Regions from separate parts of the Homo sapiens genome. Here region 1 is linked to region 2. A link is an interaction called in ENCODE POLR2A ChIA-PET data of the cell type or tissue named here. Cell type or tissue: HepG2. All regions are shown on one strand. Each heading gives the region's core, and the rest is flanking DNA. Links, peaks and the distances in the headings are about the cores only.

The links. ChIA-PET counts read pairs that join two places held together with the same protein. Peaks named below come from ENCODE experiments on the same cell type or tissue, not always from the same donor. Only the 100,000 strongest peaks of a DNase experiment are listed, where the experiment ranks them.
Region 1: POLR2A ChIA-PET joins it to region 2 with 25 read pairs; 19 of 35 experiments call an interaction of 5 or more read pairs at or near these places.

What each region holds. Positions count from the first base shown.
Region 1 is chr18:3,292,369-3,303,319 of GRCh38, forward strand. No RefSeq gene overlaps it. Among named protein-coding and RNA genes, the nearest start is that of MYL12-AS1, 35 kb to the left of the region's middle. RefSeq lists enhancers at 2,383-2,677, 4,838-4,917. In HepG2, for the core only: a CTCF peak has its summit at 5,202 (motif pointing left); DNase peaks (open chromatin) are centred at 4,743 and 5,183; H3K4me3 peaks cover 1,352 bases.
Region 2 is chr18:3,660,611-3,671,561 of GRCh38, forward strand. The region is part of intron 7 of DLGAP1 (DLG associated protein 1); the gene reads right to left. Among named protein-coding and RNA genes, the nearest start is that of DLGAP1-AS6, 13 kb to the left of the region's middle. RefSeq lists a silencer at 5,159-5,453. In HepG2, for the core only: CTCF peaks have their summits at 5,350 (motif pointing left) and 5,843 (motif pointing left); DNase peaks (open chromatin) are centred at 4,151, 5,291, 5,831, 6,751 and 1 weaker place; H3K4me3 peaks cover 1,097 bases.

The DNA.
Region 1 (10,951 bases), core at 968-8,967, 370 kb before region 2:
CTATAACCCTTATTTGAACTTTTTGAATTACAGATGCTTGGTATCCAACTGGTCCACATTAAATCCAGAAAGCATCTAGGTAATGCAAGAGATGTCGTAGAACCTAAGAGAAAAGAATCTCAAGAAAGAAAATGTGACAAAAGTGTTAATTGCTTCAGTGAAATCAAATAAGTGTCCATTTGTTTTGACAATATGGAAGTAACTGGTGCTCCCAGTGAAAACATTTTTGGTAGAATGCTGTCTTAGTTCATTTTGTACTGCTATAACAGAATATCTGAGATTGGATAATTTATAAAGAACAGAAATTTATTTCTTACAGTTCTGGAGGCTGGGGAGTCCAAGATTGAAGGGCCTATATCTGAAGGGGGCCTTCTTGATGCATCATCCCATCATGGAAGGCAGAAGGGCAATAAAGCATGTGAGAGAGAGATGGGAAGAGGGCTGAACTTATCCTTTTATCAGAAATCCATTTCCACAATAATGGCATTAATCCATTCATGAGGACTGAGCTCTCATGACCTAATTACCTCTTAAAAGTCCCACCTCTCAACACTTTTGCATTGGGGATTAAGTTTACAACACATGAACTTTGGAGAACACATTCAACCCATAGCAATTTGTGTCAGTAGAAACCAGATTACAATAATTGAAGAAGAAAAGGAGAGGTAAGGGGACTGCTTCAGTGGGAAATGAACTTGATGTAATAATTACTTCCAAGTAGGGTGACCAATTGTCCCCATTTGCACAGAACTGAGGGGGTTTCTAGGATACTGGATTTGCGTGCAAAAGCTACAAATCAGGACAAGTTGTTCATGCTACCTCCAAGTACACTATCAGGCAGGCTGCTCTAGAGTTCATAAAAGAGACAGGGTGAGAGAAAATTGCAAAGACGCTGGAATCACAAGGTTTATTTATGTTTTCTTTTCTTTTTTGAGACAGGGTCTTGCTCTGTCACCCAGGCTGGAGTGCAGTGGTGTCATCATGGCTCATTGCAGCCTCATCCTCCTGGGCTTAAGCAATCCTCCCACCTCAAACTCCCTAGTAGCTAGGACTACAGGCACACACTAGCATGCTCAGCTAATTTTTTGTTTTTATTTTTGTTTTAGAGACAAGGTCTCGCTATGTTGCCCAGGCTGGTCTTGAACTCCTGGGCTCAAGCAGTCCTCCCACCTCAGCCTTCCAAAGTGCTAGAATTACAAGTTTGAGCCACCATGTCCAGCCTATGTGTAAATTTTAAACACAAAGCAAGAAGCAAGTGGAAACTGAGATAAGTTATCACACTAAGGATAGGATCCAAGTTGGATGTAAGAGCCATACAAAAAAAATCCTGAGTCACACAATGTTCATATCCTATCTCTCTCACCTACAAAGACACATCAGAATTTCCTACTGATGGCATGGTCTGATGCAGTGACCAGAGTCAAGGGTGAGCAAGGAGACTCAGCAAATTGAAGGTGCCTGAAGCCAACACATGCTTCCTCTTTCAAAGAGATGGAGGACAAGGAGCCTGTGCACAACTGAAATTCACCAATGAAGTGCTGAGGAGCTGTGGATTTATCTGCATATCTTGGACAGAGGTCACCTGGGGCAAGAATAGCTGTCACGATTCAGCAGCTGATTTAAATATGACATAGCTGTCATTCAGGAGGATACATGATCTGTGATTTTACTAATATTTTAGGTTTACTTGGTCCTTCTATCCTTTCCTATCTACAAGTAGCACACTTGGTATTTCCATTCTTTTAATCTATGCTTACCAAACATATGTTCTGTATATGCTATTTATGTTTAACCTAAAAGATTTCTAACTTAGTACATTTGCTATCATTCCTCAACATGTTTTATGAGTGTCACCTATTGTTCTACTTGTTTGTTTCTCTTGTTAATTTCAGAAGAATTGAATATTCTCAAATACTACAGAAAAATCACATTATAGAAGTAACGATAGCATAAATAGACTTTTTGTACTCAACACTTGGCTGTAATGGAAAAGAGAAAAAAAAGTTATTTGCTATAGGGATTTACAGAATCATGGGAAGCTTAAAAAAAAAGAAGCTGAAGATAAAGAACAGCCAGAGACAGAAGTTAATTGATGAAGCATGATTACTGAGAGAGAATAAAAGGTGGAGGGAGAATTGGTAGGAGATCGTATTCTCTTACAGGAGAAGAGGGAAGGAATAATGGGTGGCAATGCAAATATGTATCCAGTGGTGGGTGGGATTCACCAGGTGTGTTTCAGTTTACTTTGTGAAATAATTTGGCTCTTAAATAAGTACTTCCAGGCACTGGTTGATTGATTTACAAATGTTTACTTTTTATTAAGTGTGGTGTGGTGGCCTTGTAATGTATTGACTTGGCTAAGCTGAACTACGTTTTCCACAATTTTGTTTCTTGTATGTTTCTGGTTATGGTGGGCCATGAGGGAGATTCTTGTGAGATTCAGAAAGCAGATGGGAAGCTGCAGTCATTTTGTAGCTCACACACATTGTTGCTGATCTGCTGACTCACCTCATCAGCATGAAGCGGCAGCTGGGCCTGCTCTACCTTCCACTGGGTTTTCCCTCAGCTTCCCTGACTCCTGGGCCTGGTGTGTGTGTGTTTAGTTCCATGAGGTTGGGTCCCCACTATCAACACCAGAAGGAATATGAACTGACATGAGTTTCAATTTGTCCTGCTGGGTTCTAGTTCATGCTGTGGGTTCCAGTCTTTTCTTGATCTTCCTCACTTTATATCCATTGTCGCTTTCCAACTCTCTGCCCTCTGGACTTCAAGCTCCAGTACCAGATGAAAGGACTACAGTCTTACAGAGACTCTTTAACCAGTTCCAACGTTTGTGGAAGGCTGTATTTCTATGAAATAATATCCTCAGATCATGCCTGACTTTATGTTAATGATATCACTCAGGATAGGGGCTGGACATGCCACAAAAGCCATCCATGTGACTGGAGGGTTGGGGCTTTGAGCAATGTGGATATCAGCCTGACTTCTGACCTCTGACCCCCAGGAAGGAGCAGGGGGCTGGAGACTGAATTCGATCACACTGCCAATGATTCAACCAATCATGCCTACAAAATAAAACCCAAATAAAAACTCTGGACATGAAAGCTAGGGGAAACTTCCAGGTTGATAATCATACATCAGTGTGCCAGGAGGATGACAGGTCCTGAGCATAAAGAAGCTTTGAATTTGGGACCCTCCCAGACTTTGCTCCCTGCACCTTTTCATTTGGATGTCCCTGGTTTGTGTCTTTTATAATGAAACACTAAGCCTAAGTATAGTGCGTGCCTGCATTCTGTGAGTTGTTCTGGTCCATTATTAAACCTGAGGAGTTAGTGGGAATCCCTGCATTTGTGGTCAGTTGGTCAGAAGCACCGGTGGCTCAGGAACCCTGGAACATATAACAGCTGGTATCTGGGGTAAGAGGCATCCTGTGAGTGGCTGTTCCCTTAACCTGTGAAATTTGACCTTACTCCAGGTCAGGATTGTATTGCAAAGAGAAAATAATGTATGGATCCCCTTGTAGGCATCACCTAGCTTCAATAATAATCAGCTCATGGCCAAACTTGTTTCATCTATAACCCCTCCCATTTTCCTTTCATCATTATCCCTCAGCCCTCTTACCTGCATCACTAGATTACTTTGAAGTAAATCACTGACAAATCATTTTGTCAGCAAATCACTGATATTTGTTCATACATATTAAAGCAGATATCTCTAAAACAAAAGACCGCTTCCCCTCCCACTTTTTTTTTTTTTTTTTTTTTTGAGACAGAGTCTCACCCTGTCACCCAGGCTGGAGTGCAATGGCGCTATCTCTGCTCACTGCAACCTCCACCTCCCAGGTTCAAGCGATTCTCCTGCCTCAGCCTCCTGAGTAGCTGGGATCACAGGCGGGCGTCACCACGCCCGGCTAATTTTTTATATCTTTAGTAGAGATGGGGTTTCACCATGTTGGCCAGGCTGGCCTCGAACTCCTGACCTCATAATCTGCCTGCCTTGGCCTCCCAAATGCTGGGATTACAGGCGTGAGCCACCGCGCCCGGCCTCCCCACCTTTTTTTTAAGAGACAAGTTCTCACTCTGTTGCTCCCAAGATGGCAGATTGGAGGCAGTGTTAGCATGCCTCTTCCACTTGGAAAGACAAGATAGTGTGTAGAGACTCACACACTGTGAACTTTTCTCCTAGAAGCAACACAGGAACTTAACAGGAGAACTGAAAGAAGCCACTGACCCTTTGAAAGAAGCACTGGGCTGCAGCCTACACCATAAGCCAGTGGAAAACTAAGTTCCCCAGAGTGAAAGAGGAATAAATTGCCTCTGGAACATACACTCCCACTTGGGAATCTGGCAATAGAGGCCCATGAGGGAAGAACTTAACCCTATCCAGCAATGGAGCTGATTTTAGTGAGCAGTGGGGAATGTATGAGAAAAAGCATCATTGGGACGGGCTTTGCATGCACTCCCAGGCTCCAGTGAGGATGGAGGGAAGACATTCCCGACCCTACCTCACAGAGGACTGTGCAGAAATCTGCCAGCTAACTCAGACAGCAGTCACAGGTTGGCAGAAGTTCCCAACTGGGTTCACAATATAATGCCGAATGGGGACAAACCCCCTTGGGCAGAACCAAGGAGTGACTGGGAAATGTGCTGCAGCCACGGGTGCAGGAGCTGGGCGCCCCTGCTTCACGGGCAGACTGGGAGGGGCGTGGCTTGAAAGCATTGGTTGTTCTCTCCTTCAGGAAGGCTTATGGCATGGGGCAGTCTTGAGTTCTGAATGCGGACTGCCTGGATTCTAACGAGCTGCTGCAAGCGGAACCCTGCGGGTGAGGGACCGGCCTTGCCAAGTGCATGGGCGCTGGTGGGGCTTACTGCCGCCTGCTACTCCCCAACCCCTGTAGAGAGACTTCTGTGCAGCAGAGGCAGCTGCACCCCTCCCTGCAACATTACCCCTGCGGCCAGAAAAATGCTCTCTGACCCCCACAGGGGCCACTGCTTACCCCGCATGTGGGGAGCCACAGCGTGAACCTGCCTGATCCAGCCGCCACCTGGCTTTGCTCCTTCACTTGCTCTGGTAGCTTAACACAAAGGACAGAAATTTTTTGGCGCTCTATGGCCCCACCCATTACCTGAGTCACCAGAGTACCTCCCCTGGGTAACATGAGGCAAGCACAAATCCCACTGCTACTACGGCAGCTGGTGCTCTTTGGCAAGCGCCACCTTCTGGCTGGAGGCCAATTGACAGTCCATTACAGCATCTCCAAGTAGTGTAACACTGCACCAAGGAAGGAGAAAACTTGTGCATGACCTCAGCTGTCACCATTGCCTGCATCGTTCTGGCTAACCAGGGGGTCCTGAGTCTGTCCACATGACCAATTCATTACTACTACTACTGGCATTTGAGAAATCTTTACCAGACAAAGAATTCAAAAGGTTGATCATTAAGCTACTCAAGGAGATATAAGAGAAAGGTGAAAAACAACATATAGAAATTTAAAAATCAATTCAGGATATAGATGAAATATTTTCTAAAGAGATAGATTTTTTTAAAAAATCAACCAGAACTTTTTGAAATGAAGGACACATTTAGGGATTTAGGGAATTACAAAATGAGCTGGAAAGTTTTAACAATATTCTAGACCAAATAGAAGAAAGAATTTCAGAGCTCTAAGACAAGGCTTTCAAATTAACCCAATCAGACAAAAATAAAGAAAAAAGAATTAATAGAAATGAATAAAGCGTCCAAGAAATATGGTATTATGTAAAATGGACAAGTATAAGAACTATTGGTGTCCCTGAAGGAGAAGAAAAAGCAAAAAAAAAAAAAAAAAAAAAAAGTGAAAAACTTCTTTGAGGGAATAATTGAGAAAAACTTCCCTGTCCTTGCTGGAGATTTAGACATCCAAATACAAGAAGCTCAAAGAAGTCCTGGGAGATTCATTGCAAAAAGGATATCACCAAGGAACATAGTCATCAGACTATCTATAGTCAGTGTGAAGGAAAGAATTCTAAGAGCAGTGAGTCAAAAGCATCAGGTAAGCTATAAAGGGAAACCTATCAGACAAATAGTAGACTTTTCAGTATAAAATTTACAAACCAGAAGGAATTCGAATCCTATCTTTAGCCTTCTTTTTTTTTTGAGATGGAGTCTTGCCCTGTTGCCCAGGCTGGAGTGCAGTGGTGCAATCTCAGCTCACTGCAACCTCCACCTCCCAGGTTCAAGCAATTCTCCTGCCTCAGCCTCCTGAATAGCTGGGAATACAGGTACATGCCACCAAGCCCAGCTAATTTTTGTATTTTTAGTAGAGACGAGGTTTCACCATGTTGGTCAGGCTGGTCTCGAACTCCTGACCTTGTGATTCACCTGCCTCAGCCTCCCAAAGTGTCTTTAGCCTTCTTAAATGGAATAACCCTCAGCCAAGAATTTTGTATTCAGTAAAATTAAGTCTTATAAATACAGACAAAATAAAGTCTTGTTCAGATAAGCAAATGGTGAGGGAATTTGTCACTATCAGACCAGCCCTACAAGAAATGCTCAAAGGATTTCTAAAGCTTGAAACAAAAGGTTGATATAAACCAGAACAGAACCTCTTGACACATAAACCTCATAGGGTCTATAAAACAATAACACAATGAAGAAAACAAAATATCTAGGTAACAATCAACATGATGGCTGGAACAGTAGCTCACATCTCAATATTAATGTTGAATGTAAATGGTCTAAATGCTCTACTTTAAGGTATAAATGGGCAGAATGGATAAAAAATCACAAACCACATATCTTCAGTCTTCGAGAGACTCACCTAACACATAAGGATTCTTATAGATTCAAGGTAAAGGAGTGGCAAAAAATATTCTGTGCAAAAGAAAACCAAAAGTGAGCAGAAGTATCTATTTTTATGTTAGATAAAACAGACTTTAAAGCAAGAACAATAGAAAAAAGACAAAAAAGTCATTACATAATGATAAAAGGATGAATCCAACAAGAAGATACTATAATCCTAAATACATATGCACCTAACTCTGGAGCTCCCAGATTCATAAAACTATTACTTCTAGATCTAAGATGAGAGATAGACAGTAACATAATAATGGTAGGGGACTTCAACACTTCACTAACAGTCCTAGACAGATCATTGTGGCAGAAGGTCAACAAAGAAATGCTAGTCTTAAACTACACTCCAGAACAAAGGGACCTAACAGGTATTTACGGAACATTCTACCCAAGAACTGCACAATATACATTCTTCTTATCAGCACATGGAACATTCTCCAAGATAAACCATATGACAGGCCACAAAACAAGTCTCAAAAAACTTTAAAAAATCAAAATAATGTCAAGTATCTTCTCAGACTACAGTGGAATAAAACTAGAAATCAACTCCAAAAAGAGCCTTCAAAACTATACAAATACATGGAAATTAAACAATCTGCTGCTGAATGATTTTCGGGTTAACAATGAAATTGAGATAGAAATTTAAAAATTATTCAAAATGAATGATAATAGTGATACAGGGTATCAAAACCTCTGGAATACAGCAAAAGCAGTGCTAAGGGGACAGTTTATAGTACTAAATCCCTATATCAAAAAGTCTGAAAGGTCACAAATTGACAACCTAAGATCACACCTTAAGGAACTGAAGAAAGAAGAACAAACCAAACCCAAAACTAGCAGAAGAAAAGAAATAACAAAGATCAGAGAAGAACTAAATGAAATTGAAACAAAAATTACAAAAGATTAATGAAACAAAAAGTTGGTTCTTTGAAAGGAGAAATAAAATCAATACACCATTAGCTAGATTAACCAAAAAGAGAGAAGATTCAAATTAGCTCAATTAGAAATAAAAATGGAGACATTACAACCAACACCACAGAAATACAAAAGATCATTAGAGACTACTATGAACACCTCTATGCACAAAAACTGGAATATTTAGAGGAAATGAATAAGTTCCTGGAAACATACAACCCTCCTAGCTTGAATCAGGAAGAAATAGGAATTCTGAGCAAACCAATTACAAGCAGTGAGATTCAATCAGTAATAAAAAATTACCAGCTAGGCATGGTTGCTCATGCCTGTAATCTTAGCACTTTGGAAGGCAGAGGCAGGCAGATCGCTTGAGCCCGGGAGTTAGAGACCAGCCTGGGCAACATGGCGAAACCCCATCTCTACAAAAAAATACAAAATTTAGCCAAATGTGGTGGTGCACGCATGTAATCCCAGCTACTCGGGAGGCAAAGGTTGGAGGATCACTTAAGCTTTGGGAGGTCATGGGTGCAGTGAGCTGTGATTGTGCCACTGTACTGCAGCTTGAGCAAAAGGTGAGACCCTATCTCAAAGAAAAATAATTACCACCTAGAACAAAAATACCCAGGGCCAGATGGATTCACAGCTAAATTCTACCAGATATTCTAGAAGAATTGATACCAATCCTACTGAAACTATCCTAAAAGATTGAGAAAGAGAGCCTCCTCCCTAACTCATTCTACAAAGCCAGTATCAGCCTGATACCAAAACCAGAAAAGGACATAAAAAGAGAAAACTACAGACCAATATCTTTGATGAACATAGGTGCAAAAATCCTCAACAAAGTGCTAGCAAACTGAATCCAACAGCACATCAAAAATAGAATTCACCATGATAAAATGAGTTTCATTCCAGGGATGCAGGGATGGTTCAACATACACAAGTCAATAAATGTGATTTATCTCATAAACAGAATTAAAAACAAAAACGATGTGATCATCTCAATAGACTCAGAAAAAGCATTTAATAAAACCCAGCATCACTTTGTGATAAAAAACCCTCAACAAACTAAGCATAGAAGGAACGCATCTCAAAATAATAAAAGCCACATAGGACAAACCCACAGTCTACATCATACTGAAAGGGGAAAAGTTGAAAGCATTCCCCCTAAGAAATGGAACAAGACAAGGATGCCTACTTTGACCACTTCTGTTCAACGTAGTACTGTAAGTCCTAGTCAGAGCAATCAAGCAAGAAAAGGAAATAAAAAGCATCCAAATTAGAGAAGAAGTCAAACATCTGTTTGCTGATGACATGATCATAAACCTAGAAAATCCTACAGACTTCACCAGAAGACTTCTAGATTTGATAAACAAACTCAGTAAAATCTCAGGTTACAAAATCAATGTACACAAATCAGTAGCACTGCTAAACACCAACAATAACCAAGCTGAGGATCAAATCAAGAACTCAATATCTTTTACAATTGCTATAAAAAAATGAAATGCCTAGGACTATACTTAACCAAGAAGGTGAAAGATCTCTACAAGAAAACTATAAAATGCTGCTGAAAGAGATCATAAATGACACAAACAAATGGAAATACATCCCATGCTCATGGTTTGGATAACCAATACCATGAAAATGATCATACTACCCAAAGAAATCTGCAGATTCAATGCAATTTCTATCAAAATACCAACATCTTTTTTTGCAGAGCTAGAAAAAAACCATCCTAAAATTCATATGGAACCAAAAAAAGAGCTCGAATAGCTAACACAATCCTAAGCAAAAAAAAAAAACAAATATGGACGCATCACACTATCCAACCTCAAATTATACTACAAGGCTATAGTAATCCAAACAACATGATACTGGTATAAAAGTAGACACATAGACCAATGGAACAGAATAGAGAACCGAGAAATAAAGCTGAATACTTACAAGTAATTGATCTTTTGACAGAGCATACAAAAACATAAATCAGGGAAAAGACATTCTATTCAATAGATGGTGCTGGGACAACTGGATAGCCACATGTAGAAGAATGAAATGGACCCCTATCTCTCACTATCTACAAACATCAGCTCGAGATGGATAAAAGACTTAAATCTAAGACATGAGGCCAGGCGCGGTGGCTCACGCCTGTAATCCCAGCACTTTGGGAGGCCAAGGCGGGCAGATCACGAGTTCAAAAGATTGAGACCATCCTGGCTAACAAGGTGAAATCCCGTCTCAACTAAAAATACAAAAAGTTAGCCGGGCGTGGTGGCGGGTGCCCGTAGTCCCAGCTACTCGGGAGGCTGAGGCAGGAGAATCACTTGGACCTGGGAGGCGGAGGTTGCAGTGAGCCGAGATCGTGCCATTGCACTCCAACTTGGGCAACAAGAGAGAAACTCTGTCTCAAAAAAAAAAAAAAAATCTGAGACCTGAAACCTGAAACCATAACAATTTTAGAAGAAAACCTAGCTAAAATAAAACCATAACAATTTTAGAAGAAAACCTAGCTAAAATATTTCTGGACATTGGCTTAAACAAAGAATTTATGACTAAGACCCCAAAAGTAAATGCAACAAAAATAAAAATAAATAAATGGCACCTAATTAAACTAAAAAGCTTCTTCACAGGAAAAGAAATAATCATCAAACAGACAACCCATAGAATGGGAGAAAATATTTGCAAACTATGCATCTGACAAAGGACTAATATGCAGAATATACAAGGAACTCAAACAAATTAGCAAGAAAATAAAAACATAATCCCACTAAAAAGTGAACAAGTGACATGAAAAAACATTTCTCAAAAGAAGATACACAAATAGCCAAGAAACATGTGAAAAATGTGCAACATCACTAATCATCAGAGAAATTCAAATTAAAACCACAATGAGATACAACCTTACCCCAGCCAGAATGGCCATTATTAAAAAGTCAAAAAACAATAGATGTTGGTGTGGATATGGCGAAAAAGGAACACTTATATGCTGCTGGTGGGAATGTAAATTAGTACAACCTCTATAAAAACAGTACGGAGATTTACCAAAGTGATCTATTTCTTTTTTTAAAAATGTATTTATCTTAAGAAAAACAGATGGGGGTCTCACTATGTTGCCCAGGCTGGTCATGAACTTGTGGGCTCAAGTGATCCACCCACCTCAGCCTCCGAAAGTGCTGGGATTACAGGCATGAACCACCACACCCATCCAAGT
Region 2 (10,951 bases), core at 1,201-9,200:
GAGTACTGAGATTTCATTATATTGACCACTGTCTATTTCTACTCAGAGGCTGTTCTTTATAGGGAGTTAGTCAAAATCTATGTGCAGAGTGAATACATATAACTTGCAGTAAATATTTAGGTGTTTTAGGGTTCCAATATTGGCAAGGTATCTGACAAGTAAGTTTATTGGCTACTTGGAGACAAAATTACGCCCTAAATGGACTTCAAGAAATATTAGTTAACTAACTTTATATTCAAATACCTCAATAATCTGCAGTTCTCTTGTCTCAACTGTCATCACCCTGGGCCAAATTATGACAGCAATGTTCACAGGAAACTGTATGATAAGGCACAATAGAGAAAGAGGAACTAAAAAAGAACTTCAGCCTTTAATATCCTTTTTCTAAGTTATTCCCATGCTGCAGGTGGAGAGACTTTTTCAAAAGATCATGTGACAGCCTTCCAACTCTTATTTTATTCATTTATTTTTTAGATGAAGTTTCACTATGTTTCTTAGGCTGGTCTCAAACTGCTGTGCTCAAGTGATCCTCCTGCCTCAGACTTCCAAGTAGCTGAGATTATCGGCATGTACCAGAGTGCCCAGTGAAATTCTTAAGACAAAAAGCCTTAACATGACTGCAAAACCCTCTATGATGTCACTTATAGGTGAATAAAAATGGCCACAAATTCTTCCACACTCCTCCCACAGACAGGTGGAGGCTATGTCTCCTCTCCTTGAATCTGGGTAAGCTCTGTGGCTGCTTTGACCATTAGAATACAGAGGAAATGATGCTGTCTGCCCAGATCTCATGAAACAGGCAGCTTCCCCTCTGGTGTCATGGACCACTCCCTCCGGGAAGCCTGAGACAGCAGGTTACAAGTCCTGAGACGGTCCTGATGGAAAGGCCACATGCAGACACTCATAAACATCAGCTGAGCCTAAGTGTCAAGTTTAGGCAGAGGGAAGAAGCTGTAAGGTCTTTTTTTTTTTTTTTTTTTTTTTGAGACAGAGTTTCACTTTGTTGCCCAGGCTGGAGTGCAGTGGCACGGCCTTGGCTCACTGCAACCTCCGCCTCCTGGGTTCAAGCAATTCTCATGCCTCAGCCTCCCACGTAGCTGGGATTACAGGCGCCTGCCACCATGCCTGGATGATTTTTTTTTTTGTATTTTAGCAGAGATGGGGTTTCACCATGTTGCTCAGGCTGGTCTCGAACTCCTGAGCTCAGGCAATCCGCTCATCTTGGCCTCCCAAAGTGCTAGGATTACAGGAGTTAGCCACTGCTCCCGGCCAGCTGTAAGGTCTTGAGAAGACTGCTGGTGAAGGCTGGGAGGACTGAAAATTGTCACTGGAGCCTGGAGAAAAGGTAACTCTATTAATGTAGTGGCAGAGAATTTGCTAACATTATCACTTGTAGTAATGTGGAAAATAGAAAATATACCCAAGGAACCCACGGATTTTAGTAAGAAAACTTCTAGGCAGAATGCTTAAAGTGCCATTTAAAAATTTAAAAAAAAAATTTTTTTTAAAGCTACACACAGTAAAAGGTGCAGGTAGAGAAAGATGAGTCAAAAAAGAACTGTTCAGTTTTCAAACAAAATTTGGAGACAATAAAGAGCTAGAATGTGTTGAGTAAAAACAAAACAAAACAAAACAAAAATTGTTTTAACACTCCTAGGGGGTGGCTGTAAAATACCTTTTAATGACTGTAGAAATATTTAAGGATGTACCTCATAGAGTTTCCAAAATAGACAAAAAGGCTTTTAAGAATCCTAAGGGTATTGTCCCACAGCACCCAACTCTGAGCCCAGACCAAAAAAGGGACTATCTTGAAGAGAATTGTAGGTATGTGTTTCATTTAACAGAAAGAAACCCAGTAAGATTCAAAGGATGCCCACAAAGATTATGAGAGAAGTGTATTAGTGGACACATAATCAGCTTGGACAAAGCAGGCAGAGGTAAAGTGCAAAGAGTCCTTAGAGCCCCCAGACTTTTATGGGTGAGACATAAGCTGAGAAGATTATTCAGCTGAAAGTGCTATTTCTTATGGAAAGGGGACAACTCAGAAGGTGCAACAAGAGTCTGGAGGGTGGATCCAAGAGCCGCAGAGAATCATTCCAGAGAGCAGGACTCGGCCCTCCAGCCAAGGAACTGGCAGCATGTGGATTTCAGACTTGCTATGGTAATGCCTGGCGTATAGCTGTTTATCCACTCTTTGAGTGGGAATATCCCAAGCACTTATCCCATCCCTGTATTATCAGTATACGTTGGACATATATGAGGCAAATACCTTTTTCATATTGAGAGGTCTTCATATTGAGAGAAATTGTATAAGACAACAGCATCAAATGGGCCCCATCAGCAACTGAACCTTATTTAGATGGTAAGAACCTGAATCTCGGCTGGGTGCCGTGGCTCACGCCTGTAATCCCAGCACTTTGGGAGGCCAAGATGGGTGGATATTCTGAGGTCAGGAGTTCGAGATCAGCCTGACCAACATGGTGAAACCCCGTCTCTACTAAAAATACAAAATTAGCCGGGTGTGGTGGTGCATGCCTGTAATCCCAGCTACTTGGGAGGCTGAGGAAGGAGAAATGCTTGAATCTGGGAGGTGGAGGTTGTAGTGAGCCGAGATCATGCCATTGTACTTCAGCCTGGGCAAGGAGAGCAAGACTCCCCCTAAAAAAAAAAAGAACCTGAATCTCAAACTTGAGCTTGAGATAAGGTTTTTGAAGTCTTTAGAAGGGGTGAGTATATTTTGCCTTACAGAAGATGTGAATAATTTGTGTCCAGAGGCTGAAGCATGGATGACTAACGATGACCACAGATTATTTGAAACTCTTCCTATTGAGAAGTGGCATCTTCGTTATTCCCTTTGGTCTGAGTGGGCTTGTGGACTGCTTTGGCCGTCACCAAGAATATGAAGGAAAAGATGCTCTGCCAGTATCTGGGCTCAGACCTTAAGACCTTAAGATTTCCTATCTCTTGTATAGGAACTGTCTCTGGAAGCCCTGAACTGACATGTAAGGAGTCTTGAAGCCGCAAGGCTGGAGGTGCCAATTACAGGTGCTCTAGTCAACAGTTACCATATTGCTACTGATCAGGAGCCCACACTCCCAGCCATTGAAATGAAGGTGCCAGGCATGTGAATAATGCTGTCTTGGACTCTCAAGACCAGCCCAACTGTGATGGTTAGTTTGTGTGTCAACTTGACTGGGCCATGAGGTGCCCAGAGATTTGAACAAACATTATTTCGAGTGTGTGTGAAGGTGTTTCTGGATGAGATTAACATTTGGATCAGTTCATTGAGTACAGCAGACTTCCCTTCCTAAGGTGGGTGGGTCTTGTCCAATGAGTTGAAGTCCTGAATAGAACAAAAAGACAAAGTAAGAGAGAATTCTCTGTCTCTGCTGGGACATCAGTCTTCTCTTCCCTTTGGACTTCGACTTGAACTGGAACTTACACAATTGTTCTCCATGTTCTCAGGTCTTTGGACCCAGATTGGAACTATACCATTGGCTCTCCTGGGTTTCAAGCTTGCTTGCTGACTGCAGATCTTGGGACTTCTCAGCCTCCATAATTATGGGTCAGTATACACACACACACACACACACACACACACACACACCCACACACACACACACACACGGATATACTACTTCTCTGGAGAACTCTGACTAATACACCAACTTCTAGCTGAATGTGGAACAGAAGAATTGCCCAGCTGAACCCTGCCTAAATTCCTGATTCAAAATCATAAGGTATAATATAATGATTGTTTTTCAGCTGCTCCACATTGGGGTAATAAGGTATGTAGCAACAGATGACAGACATAGTCAGCTGTGCATACATTTTCTGACTACACATGTGCCCTGTCCCTTAGCTCTTGGTACTCCAGCCACATCACCCTTTCAGTTCTACTAATATTGAATGCAGAATTAGCACGTGCCATCCCTCACCCTTCTTGATCCTTTGACTCTTAGCTAATGAGGATTTTCTCAGGGAAGTTCTCCCTGAGCCTCTAGATTAGTCCCTTTGTTACAATAGATCCTCCCACAAGAACTGTCTCTTTCTTTCAGCGCAGTTATCTCTGTGATTATTTGATTGACGCTAGTCTCTACCCCTAGATGGTAAACTCCATGAGAACAAAGGGTAAGACTGCTTTTGATCACCAGTGAATTCCCCGAGTTCAGCACCATGTCTGGACATAGTAAGTGCAGAATAAATATTTGTTAAGAAGGTGAATGAAATATTTGAAGCAGCTGATAAAGACTCCCTTCTCACCATAGCTTTTAATAACCATGTCAATATTCTTTTCTTTGCACCTTGTGAAAATCTGGGTTCTCAGCCATTGTAACTGGGAAAGACTGTGACTTAATATGAGGCCACTGGTCCTACTATGCTATTGTCTGTGACGGCAGCTAAGCACAACTGAAGTTGCTGGAGTTCCTTTTTGTAACCGCTGGGGAAGAGGAAGCACAAGAGAGCCTCTGGGTGTGTGGGCGCAGGAATGCATAGAGAAAAAAGTAATTAGTGCCTGTTCACATTTATGTCTTTAGTTGGAAATTAGGGAGCTCTCCTAAAAGTCTAAAGAAAATCGTGGATGCTCAAACTGTTTAAAATGTTTCTAAATTTAAGTTTAGAAACAATTTGTTACTAGATCAGGAGCTCTTCCCCCTCCCCCCAACCCCTTCCTCTAAAAATGGAAGAAATAATTGCTGCTTCCTTAGTGCTGTTAGGAAAATTCTGTACCTTCCATAACCATTGCTCTCAGTATTATTTTCTTAATACCTAATCTGAATTCCTACTGTTTTAAAATGCATTCCCCTACTTAGCTCTACGGATATGGAAAATACATGCTCCGCTGGGAATAGTCTTTCTTAAAATATATCTGCTCTGCTTAAAGATTAGTTTATCATTTTTGCCACATATAAAATAAGCTCAGGTCTCTACAAGTGCCCTTGTAATTTCCATTTCATAAATTTAAAAAATATTTTGTTTTACCTCGTTATATTTCTAATAGTGACCTCCAAATGGGTCTGTGTACGATATTTCATTAAATGGGTTTAGTAGGCTTCCAAAGGGAGAAAAGAGGATTTCCATTTCTGCATAATATTCTTGCTCTTTTAAGAAGAAAACACCTCTACAGTGGCAGGGCTAATATGTCGACAGGCATATTCCGTATCATTTATGTAAGTTAACACATTCTGAGGCTCTGCCCATTTCCACTTCTCTGATTTGTCCTCCCTCCCTGAGTGCACAATACTGCATTTGTCCCTTTTGAACATGTAACAGATTAAAGAGCTGGGCAGGAGGCAGATGTAGGGGCACCTTTGATCTCTCATCCTTGGAGGTTAAGGGAGGGCAGACACCTGGCGGCTGCCGAGCTGGAAACAAAACACAGGCCCAGACTGGAATTACCTTAAAGGGAGCCCGGCTCCAACCGCAGAGGCAGCTGGAAGCGCTGAATGGGCACCGGGGGAAGAGAGCCCCGCGGTCAGGCAGAGGACGCAACAGAGTCCTAACAATGTGATCCAGGCTACCCGAGAGCTGGTTAGAATAATCCTTCCTACGCAGAAAGACCCAGGAAACCTTCCAGGAAAGACTAGGCAGCCGCATTGAGAAAAAACGAAAAGTAAATCTTTTGCAAATAATATCACAAAACTTCCAGCTGTGCACAAATACTGAAGGGCAATTTTGATGACAATGCAGGAAGCTTTCAAAGAAAGGATTTTTAAACATATTTTTTCCTTGGCGGAACTCTTTTTAGTAAGGATTTCCACCTTTGCCCCAGGATCCTGCCAATGTTCTTAGTCAAAGCCAGACCCGAGTTTCCTAGGATTCTTCGGTGAAACTGCATTGCCCCCTGGCGTTTGTGTGCTGTCATTACGCCGCACAGATAAAGCCCATGGAACACCTACCAATCCGAGGAAGGATGCAGCTCCTGGTTTCATCTACATGGAGAAACCTCTCTTAAAACACAGGATCAGAGAATGCAGTTCTAAATGGCAAATCTAGACTTGGTTTGACAAGACATGGAATGAAACTTTGAAATTAAAACTCCTTCCTTTTCCATCCTTAGCAGAATCTCCTGAGATGTTCAAGTAGCTCTGGAAAGAAACTGATCAGATTCTAATCTGTCAATTTAAAAAGTTTTTTTTTAAACAATTTTTAAATTTGTTTTAGAGATAGGGTCTTGCTGTGTCATTCAAGCTGCAGTGCAGTGGTGCAATCATAGCTCACTGCAATCTTGAACTCCTAGGCTCAAGGGAGCCTCCTGCCTCAGCCTCCGTAGTAGCTGCAACTACAGGCGCCCACCACTACACCCTGCTAATTTTCTTATTTTTAAATTTTTTTGTTTTGTTTTAGAGATGAGGTCTCACTGTGTTGTCCAGGCTGGTACTCCTGACCTCAAGTGATCCTCCTGCTTTGGCTTCCCAAAGCTCTGGGATTACAGGCCTGAGCCACTGTGCCCGGTTGCTAATTTGTCAATTTTTTTTTTTTTGGGAGTCAGGGTCTCACTCTGTTGCCCAGGCTGGAGTGCAGTGGTGCATCTCAGCTCACTGCAACCTCCACCTCCCAGACTCAAGCGATTCTCTTGCCTCAGCCTTCTGAGTAGCTGAGATTACAGACATGCGCCACCACCACCCAGCTTATTTTTGTACTTTTAGTAGAGGCGGGGTTTTACCATGTTGGCCAGGCTGGTCTCAAACTCCTGACCTCGAACGATCCACCTGCCTCGGCCTCACAGTCAACAAATATTGACTGTGCTGCTTACCATCCATGTGAACTTGGAAAACCCTCTTAACCTTTCTTTGTCTCCTCCACTTACAAAATGAGGCTGATAATAGTAGCATATACCATCTAGTACCTAGTAAACACCCTTTAAGTGTTTGTGAATGATGAGAACTATGTGAGTTTTCCACTCCGGTGGACTAGGGAAGATTAAAAAACATTCTGTGATGTTGAAAGGGCTTGGACTTGGTTCCTGGCCAAGTCTATTAAAACCCCAAAACACAAAGAAATGCTCCAGGTACTGCGGTTTCTACCTGGCCTCAGTGCAAACCTAGAATTAAGTACATCTCTGACACTTCCAGGTCGGTGTGACTGGACCTCTGAGAATATGCTGGGGCCTGAGAGGGTCCATTCTTGTCCACACCAGGGCAGAGTTCCACCCCCAAGGCTAGGCCAGAGCCGGAATGACTCCAGGAGTAAGGCCAAGGGTGGTCTTCCTTGGCCCAGGTTCCTCTAGAATATGCCACTGTGGCATAAAAATGATTTTGAGCTGAAGGCATTTGATAAGAGGCTTATTTCTAAACTCCTTATCTGCCCCAAAGCAGAACCTCCTCCCAAAACTCAATTGTCATAAATCCCTTCCCACAGATTTTTCTGCAACCAGAGAAAGTTGACTCTAATACCAAAGAGAAGCCCACAGCACACCTAAACAGGCATTGTCACAAAACTATCATCTCCCATCTATTCTCCTAAAGGCCCATGATCTTTCTTAAAAGTAATTTATTTTTCCTTAAGTGCCCTTCTCCTCCTCCCCTTCTCTTGTTCAGATGGCACATAAGCCCCAAATTGTAAGTGCCCCCTTGAGGCATATTTTCCTGAGAACTCCCATACATAATGAACAGAAGCCTGTCTTTTCTTTTGCAGCCCCCAAAACACTGAACTTAAGAGGGTAAAGGAACAGTTTTTCCTTCCTTCGTTTCTTCTTTCCTTCCTTCCATGTTTTCTAGAGACAGGGTCTCACACTGTCATCCAGGCTGGAGTGCAGTGGTGTGATCATAGCTCACTGCAGCCTCAAAGTCCTGAGCTCAAGTGATCCTCCCCCCTCAGCCTCCAAGTAGCTAGGACTACAGGCACATGCCACCACACCCAGCTAATTTTTTTAATTTGCAAATTTTTGTAGAGATGGGGGTCTCACTGTGTTGCCCAGGCTGGGGAAAAGTTTTTCATCTTCCGTACCTTCTTCTGTGCCTTTGGCAAAATACTGGACTCCACTGTGCAAAAAAAAATCTCTGCTCAGGCCTTCAAAACAAGCTTCACATCTTGTGCCAAGCTATCCTCAGTCGAAGCAGTGGTGGCAAATAGACGCACCATAAATGAGAAATAGAATGCTTGGCCCAGTGCACTGGCTCACGCATGGAATCCCAGCACTTTGGGAGGCCGAGGCAGGCAGATCACCTAAGGCCAGGAGTTCGAGGCCATCCTGGGCAACATGGTGAAACCCCGTCTCTACTAAAAATACAAAAATTAGCTGGGTGAGGTGGCAGGTGCTACTTGGGAGGTTGAGGTAGGAGATCGTTTGAACCTGGGAGGCGGAGCTTGCAATGAGCCGAGATCGCGCCACTGCACTCCGGCCTGGGCGACCGAGTAAGACTCTGTCTCAAAATAAATAAATAAATAAATTAAAAAGCAATAGAATGATCTACATAATATTTGACATGTTAATATTCGTACAGCATCTTTGAACAAAGGCTGACAAATACAAGTGATAAGTGTTTGTTAAATGAAAATAAATGTTGTACAATTTCAGTCTTTAAGAAAGACAACGCAGACTGGTATTAGGGTTCCAGACCTTCCAGATGTTTTTCTTATTTTGCACTGCATCTTTAAAATCTTGCGTATTATTGATAAGGAGTGCTGGGAAGGGAAGAGCGTGATGCCTTTAAATGATACGGAAGAGGGGAAGGGAAGTGCTGGGTAGAGGAGGGCGTGGTCCCTGGCTAGGGCTCTACCCCCACGGACCTAGGCGAGGACAGGCACTCCTGCCTTCCTGCCCAAATGTTGCATTTTCCAAGACCACCTTGGCCCACCACACCCCCAACCTGGGCCTATAAAAATTCGAGACCCTAGTAAGGAAAGAGACACAAGCGGCTGGACGTGTTGGGAAACACATCGGCAGAAGAAGACACGAGTGGTTATGTGTCTGGTCATTAGAGAGCATGTCTGCGGAAGAGCACATCGATAGACTCCCGCACATGGATCGATGCCATCGACCCGCGACCTGCGGAATGAGGGAGAGTTGGTCCGGGGCAGTCAGAGGAGAGCCGGGCAGCGGGTGGCCCAACTCTAGGGGAAGGCCATCTTCCTTCTGGCTTCCTCAATGGCTGAGAACTACTTCTACTCAGTAAAACTTTCCACTCATTATCCAAGCCCCCATGTGATCCAGTTCTTCCGGTGCACCAAGGCAAGAACCCGGATACAGAAAGTCCTCTGTCCTTGTGATGAGGAAGCGGATCTAAGTGAACTAACACAAGCTGCCTATAGGGCTAAACTAAAAGAACACCCTGCGACACACGACCACTGGGGCTTCAGCTGTAAACATTCACCCCTAGACACTGCCGTGGGGTGGGAGCCCTACAGCCTGCCTGTTTGTATGCTCCCCTAGAGGTATGCGTAGTGAGGCACTGAAGAAGTGAGCCACATAGGGTGTGCGATGGGAACAAGGGAACCTTTCCCATTTCATTATAACGATAGGAAAAGAGTATATTGTTTTACAACAAAACAAAACAAAACAAACCCCTAAAAATTGTATTGCTGGAGTAAGACGATCGAAGTGAGATCGTTTTAACTACCGTCTTTTGAAGTGTAAGTGTGTGCAAAGCATATTCAGACTTAATACAAAATGGAACAGTGGATGACTAGAGAGATAAATGGTGCCAATAGCTACTAACAATCATGCAAAATTATACATCCTGTGGGAGACTGGAAACATATATTCATTTTCAAGAGAAGAGGTTAGAAAATGGAGACCTCTGATGCGATTTCAAAAGACGTGCAATCACCAATGAACACTTTTTGACTTCCTGGGAATTTCTCTGCATTACAAGCAAATCTGGCAACTGATAACTTCCTGGACAGCTGTCTCTCCCATTTATTCCCCCAATTCTTTTTTGGTAATTGTCAGCTAAATCTTTACATGAGTGTAATCTCTACCCTGCAGAAAGAAATTCATCTTAGAAGTTTTCATTTTCATTTGGCAAAGGATTTGGAAGAATGGTGATTATTCTCTAAGCCTAAAGTGAAAATTCAAGGGTTTGTTTTCTACAGATGCAATCAAGCATAATATTGTGGTATCTTTATGAGAAATTTCTAATTAATGTCTAGTTCAGTGTGCTTAAATGTAAGTCACAATTCTGATTATACCTGCTTGTATTAACCATATCCTGAAATTAATGTTTGCTGTCATTTAAGCAAAACCTGCTTTCTTTGGTTGGCAAATCATCTAACATTAACTGTCCCATAACTAAGCACACTGAGATCAAGGTCAATCTGTTAGTTTTATTTTAGTTTACCTTATTAAGAATATCAGAAAAGTTTAGCTTGCTTGGCCCTTGATTGAAACTGCTTAATAATCTCCCACTGCTCTTCGCAAAACTGTCAAAATCCTTAATGTGGCTTACAACGTTCTGGGCTACCTGAGCCAGTATTACTTCTAGTTTTGTCTTGGATCACTCCCATCCCTTCTTTCTTTTTCCCACCTTCCCTCCCCTCCCCTCCATCTCTGTGTTCCAGTCACTCTAGCCTTCTTTTAATTACTCAAAATTTTATATTCATTCCTGCTTCTGGCCTTTGCTCTTTGCTGCTTTTTTTTTTTTTTTCCACCTGGAATTCAAGTCAGACTTCCTTGAGGAAGAAGCAGTTTATTTTCTTTGATCACACAGCTCATGGTTGCCTAGGATCATAACACCCCTATCTCTCTCTCTCTTTACAGTACTTGTAGCAACTGTAAACATTTTATGTATAAACACTACAAGAAAAAAAGCTCTCAGATTATTTGCTTTTGAAGTCAGAGCAGAGGCTGGGTCAGTGTTATTGCTGTATCCTCAGGAGCAGCCTGGTGCCTGGCACACGTTAGGTGCTCCATAAATGCTTGTTAAATAAGGGAAGGGATTCGTAGTTCCACCTGACTCTTAAATTGGCAATGCATGTTTTCCTGCTTCATGGCTGCACTTGAGCAGAA